Linked DNA regions of Homo sapiens: region 1 is linked to region 2. A link is a contact called in ENCODE Hi-C data. All regions are on one chromosome and are shown on one strand. Each heading gives the region's core, a stretch centred on a gene start or an enhancer-like site at or near the end of the contact. The rest is flanking DNA. Distances are from core to core; before and after follow the strand shown. Region 1 holds the start of HMGCS1 (3-hydroxy-3-methylglutaryl-CoA synthase 1). Region 2 overlaps FYB1 (FYN binding protein 1).

Region 1 (3,025 bases), core at 488-2,987, 4.1 Mb before region 2:
ATAATCATGCTCACTTTGCTTAATTGAAGATTAACGTGATCAAAAAGACGGTCTGTTCCTTGTAGAAATTTCCGGTTGTGTAAGATGGTCATTCTCATGACCGTCTGGCTAATCATTTCCCATTATGTACTCCTGGAGTTGGAATTATTTGCGATTCCTAACGACAAAACTGTATCTTCTTTCTTGTGTTTGTCCTTACTGCCTTTCAGCATATTCCAATATGCCAAGAATTTTAATCTCCTACCCCACCCCAAATTGCTGTTGATCATAATCAGGCAATGTCTCTCTCTCTGTTTACTATCTAGTTACTTTACATACATATGAAGTGAGTCATGGGCAATACTGTGGAATGGAAATCATTACTGAGTGGTCCTCTTCCCCCAAGTCATTTATGCCACCACTTCACAGTGGTTCCATTTCCAATATATTTTGCCACTTTGCTGCTGAGAATGTGTCTTACTAGGTTAGCATCTATAGTGGTTAAAAGAATCTCCCATAACAATAATTGTGTGAATCACAGAATTACCAATGACCCCTTATCAATAGCATTCCTGTTAATTAAATTGAGATGGGGAGAGATACAAACAACTCCGAACCTCACTCATGGTCCCCCACCAAAGCTAAGTATTATGGCTTCTCTCTCTGACCAGATAGAGGCAGAGTTTATTGCAAAGCCACAAGTGTCCTCCTTTGGATTCCCCCAAATAGTGTTTCAGTGAATTCCTCTAGCTTGAATTGCTCCTCTCTATTTGCTGGGGGAGTTAGGCAGTCCGTATCCGATGGATTTACTATGCCGACAATTACGTGGCCTTTCCACAGCCTTTTACTTGGCAGGTACCACATATGAAGCTTAGAAGATACAGTGGGCAACAGGCCAAATGGAGTCCCTTTCCTCAGAGTGCATGGCCTGGCAAAAATCCTTGAATTCAGTATCAACTTCCCTTCACAGGCAAGGCTCTGCACCCTCCCCACGGATGCCTAATCCTGAAACCATTTTGTTTTAGGTTTAGTTAGAAAGCTTTGTCTCAAGAGCACTTTTGTTTGTTCTGTTTTCTTTAAGTCAAGGTAGTTTTGAATAAAGGAGACAATATTTGAGTATTTACAAATCGGGTATTTAGACTATTTACACATATACAAGTTCTGGGTGAAGTATTCTGCTCCAATTTGCAATCTACGCACACTTTGCTAGAAAACGTTAAGACTGAATTCAAATCAAGTACAGTATTTCAGAAATCTTTCAGGTGAAGCCTAGTTCTGGTTGCTAGGCAACCTGACAGACTCCCAAGCTGGGACCACCTCGCCTCCCACATTTGACCATCTCTCCAGCGGTGGGACGCGGAGTACCCATTGGCCCGCATCTCCTCTCACTTAGTCCCAATTGGTCGGAGAACCTCTCACTCCGCTCCCGTTGGCTCTCGCCGTATCTCGCAGCTCCGTCATTGGCAACTGGGCTCTCGTGCCACCTCACGTCAGTCTCTCACACCACTTCCTCGGCCCTGAGACTTTGTCCCCGCCTCTTCTCCCCGCCCTTCCAGCCACGAGGGAAAATCCTAGCGAGTCATCGCCTCTAGTTTCCTTTTGATTGGTAGAAGCCGGACTGGGGGGCGGGCGCTGCCGGGCAACTCTACCGGCCGCGATTGGCTGTGGGAGCCACCGTCCCGCCTCCCAGCGACTCTCGGCGGTGCCGGAGTCGGGTGGGTTGGCGGCTATAAAGCTGGTGGCGAAGGGGAGGCGCCGCGGACTGTCCTTTCGTGGCTCACTCCCTTTCCTCTGCTGCCGCTCGGTCACGCTTGGTGAGTGTCCCGCGCTGGGGAGTAGAACTGGGCTGCGGAGGTGCCGCGGGCGGGGTGTGGGCCAGACAGAGGCGGTGTCCTTGACTAGGCCCGAAGGAGCTGGGGCTCTGGGTCAGGACGTAGGCGTGGACTTTGCCCGGGAGGATGGGGCACCGTGAGCGGGGCCGGGCGGGGGTTCCCTCGTGAGGGACCTGAGGCCGACCGTAGCGGATCTGAGAAGATCCGAGAACACAGGCGAGTCGCGGAGGGGAGAACGCGAGAGGGCGTTGAGGTCTAGGTATTCTAACGACAGAGGAGTTGGAGGTGCCAGAGAGGCAGCTGTGACCGCCTAGAGGTGAGTGGGGGGTGTCAGGAGGGGGAGAGAAGACAGTTGGGCTACCAAGGCGTTTCCAGAGCGTTGGTTAAGGGTGGACGCCAAAGGATGGGCAAGATCCTCTTTAGACGGAGGCTGGTAGGTTCGCAGGGGGTGTGTCCTGCTGCCACATATAGAGTTGATGGAAAGAAGGGAAGTGGGTAGCATTACTTTTCTTCCTCAGCTCAGGTGCAAGAAAGCGTTCACAACCGTGATTTAGACCTGGCTAAGTACTGGGGCTCAGTCTGTACTTGCTTCAAATCTCATAGATCACTGCCTCCCGCCTTCCTGCCTCCATATTTTTTTTTGTCTACGTTTTAAAAAATAGGCTTCCTTGGTGTTCTGAAATCCCACATCTCTCTCCTACTAATACCTTCGGGACCAGCTTTAGGTGATACAGTGTAATGGGCAGGCACTCACAGAGTCCTCCCACAAATAGGTTTTGGATTAAGCTAAGGATATTTCAAAGCAAGTATATGGAGTCTTTGAAAACCCACGTCTGGCCTTGACCAGTGGTAGAGAAACGATTATTCTGATCCACTCTGGAGGAGGGATTTGGGGAACAAATAATGTGAGGTTGTGCCTGTTTGTCATGCTTGTCCCTATGGCCTTAGCCTTAAGGCATCAGTAGCTGCTTTCACTGCTCACCTCTGCTGCAGCTCCCCACCTTCCCGAGGATGCTCTTGCCACCTGCTGCAGTAGGATGATGTGTTCTGGTTGCTGCTAACTAACATTTGCTCTGTTTTAGGCATGAATATGAAAAACAATGACAAGATAAACAACAAAATTAAGACAAATGGAAGTGCTCCTAGAGTTAACAGATTTTTCCTTCTGAGATGTGTTTTGGACTTTATTGCACAGATACTATTAGATGAGAGGC
Region 2 (3,378 bases), core at 879-3,378:
TTATAAATCTGGGATATACATTATATGATATGGAATTAAGTCTAGAATAAAAGGCATCTTCCACAGAGACAGACTTCCTTCAGTTAGGGGGCAAATTTTTGTTCTTGGTACTGCCATAATTATGCCCCTTGTAGTGACGTTTGGGGTCCTCTGCAACTCTGATCTCTCTGAAGGTTCAGGGAAGAACCCATTCTCTCCTATTCCCTCCCCCAAGCACCCAAATTCTCCCTTGTTCTGCTGTCTTCCTGCCTCTTGCCTTCAGGAATTGCTTGAGGATTTGAGGAAGTCAGGGGTGGTAGAAAAGTGGCAAAGGGAGGAAAGGTAGAAAACAAGCAGTTTCCAACAACTCAGATAAGGGAGGTAAATTAAAGTTACAAAATTCAAGTTGGAATTTGCTGCTCTGTGTTAGCTTTTCTGTTCCTGCCTAAATCCCTAGCCTCCTACCCTGCTACAGTTTGGTATGGACAGAAACTCTTGCTGAGGGCACCATTTCTTGTAAAATCACTATGCACAGTATTAATCTCAGTGCCTGCCCTCATTCTCCAAGCATATATTAGAATCCTGAGGGAGCCAGGCCCTGGTCTAGGTGATGCAGGGATACAAAAAGAAATGAGACATTTTCTGGACTTCAGAGCCCCAGATACACCTGAGTTTGCCTGCCTGTGCTCACAGTTCCTACAACTGTTAGGTAGCATGTTCAAGGCCTGGAGTTGCTACATAACAGTTCTAATAATAATTTCCATATATTGAACCCATATTGTACACCAGACAGGCATTTTACAAATTCCATGTTTAAAGCACATGACAATTCTGGCTAGGATTTAAACCCAGTTCTCATGTCTGGCCATGCCATCCTCCTGCAGTTCCAGCCTCATTTTCCTTTCTTGTGAAATGGGGTTAAATAATGTCATTCTTTTAGAACTACTGTAAGAATGAGACGGGATGATATAGAACAAAGCACATGTATTTACCCCCCACTAAATGGTAGTTCTCATCACTCTAAGAGGAAATAGCATAGGGGCTTATAGAAGCACCTGAAGTGTGCATGAGTCAGGAGGTGGGAGCAACCTTTCCAGCTGGAGGGACCTGGTTTTGCACCTTGAAAGATGAAATGTGCCTGGGTATGGGGCAATGAAAGGTGGGGGATGAGAGGTAGGAAAGCATGTTATGGGTGAACTTTAAAGCATGAAAAGGGAAATTGTCATGGCCACATTGGTTAACTTCAGTGATTTTTTTGAAGCCTCCAATTTTGAAATATTTCTAAAAGAACTAAAAATTTAAACTCCTTGCTTTTGAGACAAAGAGCAAACACACCATTAACTTTCCCAGGTAAAATGGGATTACATTCACAGAGAAAAATGAATGCCTATTATCTTTGCTAAGTAATACCTAAATTCTAGACAAGCAGGGGAGACTCAGTAAAAGCACCTCTGAGAAAAAGGGATGACTGTGGAAAGAAAGGTCTGGAAATAAGACTGACAGCCTGTCCCTATTACCTCTTCCTTATCTTCCCCCTTGTGCCTCCAGACCATAACCTCTAAACAGAACAATTCTGAAAGTGAGTACAATCGCCTGCTAGTATGGATACAGGTGAATCTTTAGTGCTAAATAATTACAAATAAGGAGAAGAAGTCATTTTATTACTTACTTATAAAAATGAGCAAGGTTTTTCTGCCACATCTCCCTGTTAACAAACAGAACTTCAATGTGGATAGAAGCAAAAAAAAATACTCTTGCAAACCACAGAGATGTATGTTAAACATGGCCATGCTGTATGAAGCACACAGCCTCAATTTACAGAAGAACTTACTTTCATTTTTTAAAGGTAGTTTCTACTTAAGAGTTTCAATTATAAAATATGGAAGAAATCTTTTTTTAGTCACTTCCATATTTTTTCAAGTGAAACTTTAAAAATAAATAATACCAAGTTAGAGTAAATCCAACAAGATAGCTAGAGAAACAGTGAGAATAAAGAAAGGATTTGTTCCTTAAGTAAAAATAAGCAAGTCAGTCCGAGATAAGCAAAAGAAAAAGTATATGCACAACCATAGCCTTCCTCTTTCAAGAAACTCTCGCAACTTATTTTGCCAGAGAGGAAGATAAATGTTACAATATCTTGCTAACCAATCAGCAACGCTGCAGGCCTCAAACCAGGAAGCTCTGTAAGGTATAGTATTTTAAACTGTGCAAGTAAGACTTTTGTCTCTCAGCTATTTTTTGTTCCCTATGTTTGTAGGATGGAAAGGCAGATGTAAAGTCCCTCATGGCGAAATATAACACGGGGGGCAACCCGACAGAGGATGTCTCAGTCAATAGCCGACCCTTCAGAGTCACAGGGCCAAACTCATCTTCAGGAATACAAGCAAGAAAGAACTTATTCAACAACCAAGGAAATGCCAGCCCTCCTGCAGGACCCAGCAATGTACCTAAGTTTGGGTCCCCAAAGCCACCTGTGGCAGTCAAACCTTCTTCTGAGGAAAAGCCTGACAAGGAACCCAAGCCCCCGTTTCTAAAGCCCACTGGAGCAGGCCAAAGATTCGGAACACCAGCCAGCTTGACCACCAGAGACCCCGAGGCGAAAGTGGGATTTCTGAAACCTGTAGGCCCCAAGCCCATCAACTTGCCCAAAGAAGATTCCAAACCTACATTTCCCTGGCCTCCTGGAAACAAGCCATCTCTTCACAGTGTAAACCAAGACCATGACTTAAAGCCACTAGGCCCGAAATCTGGGCCTACTCCTCCAACCTCAGAAAATGAACAGAAGCAAGCGTTTCCCAAATTGACTGGGGTTAAAGGGAAATTTATGTCAGCATCACAAGATCTTGAACCCAAGCCCCTCTTCCCCAAACCCGCCTTTGGCCAGAAGCCGCCCCTAAGTACCGAGAACTCCCATGAAGACGAAAGCCCCATGAAGAATGTGTCTTCATCAAAAGGGTCCCCAGCTCCCCTGGGAGTCAGGTCCAAAAGCGGCCCTTTAAAACCAGCAAGGGAAGACTCAGAAAATAAAGACCATGCAGGGGAGATTTCAAGTTTGCCCTTTCCTGGAGTGGTTTTGAAACCTGCTGCGAGCAGGGGAGGCCCAGGTCTCTCCAAAAATGGTGAAGAAAAAAAGGAAGATAGGAAGATAGATGCTGCTAAGAACACCTTCCAGAGCAAAATAAATCAGGAAGAGTTGGCCTCAGGGACTCCTCCTGCCAGGTTCCCTAAGGCCCCTTCTAAGCTGACAGTGGGGGGGCCATGGGGCCAAAGTCAGGAAAAGGAAAAGGGAGACAAGAATTCAGCCACCCCGAAACAGAAGCCATTGCCTCCCTTGTTTACCTTGGGTCCACCTCCACCAAAACCCAACAGACCACCAAATGTTGACCTGACGAAATTCCA

The links. A loop is a pair of places that touch in the nucleus more often than their neighbours do. Pooled maps may share reads with other maps.
Region 1: a pooled map shows a loop between it and region 2 (5-fold over the local background). The contact joins the promoter of HMGCS1 here to the enhancer-like site in region 2. A Hi-C loop is called at or near these places in 8 of 50 pooled maps.

The regions. Positions count from the first base shown.
Region 1 is chr5:43,312,124-43,315,148 of GRCh38, reverse strand. It overlaps HMGCS1 (3-hydroxy-3-methylglutaryl-CoA synthase 1), which reads left to right and starts at 1,737. Exons shown (of 11, transcript NM_001098272.3): 1 at 1,737-1,793. RefSeq lists enhancers at 1-215, 310-824, 825-1,341, 1,348-1,577, 1,828-1,967.
Region 2 is chr5:39,201,846-39,205,223 of GRCh38, reverse strand. It overlaps FYB1 (FYN binding protein 1), which reads left to right. Exons shown (of 19, transcript NM_001465.6): 2 at 2,237-3,378. The coding sequence starts at 2,264. Among named protein-coding and RNA genes, the nearest start is that of FYB1, 16 kb to the left of the region's middle. Within about 2 kb of position 2,128, at least 5 of the 41 ENCODE cell types and tissues checked have a DNase peak (open chromatin) inside an H3K27ac peak, as active enhancers do.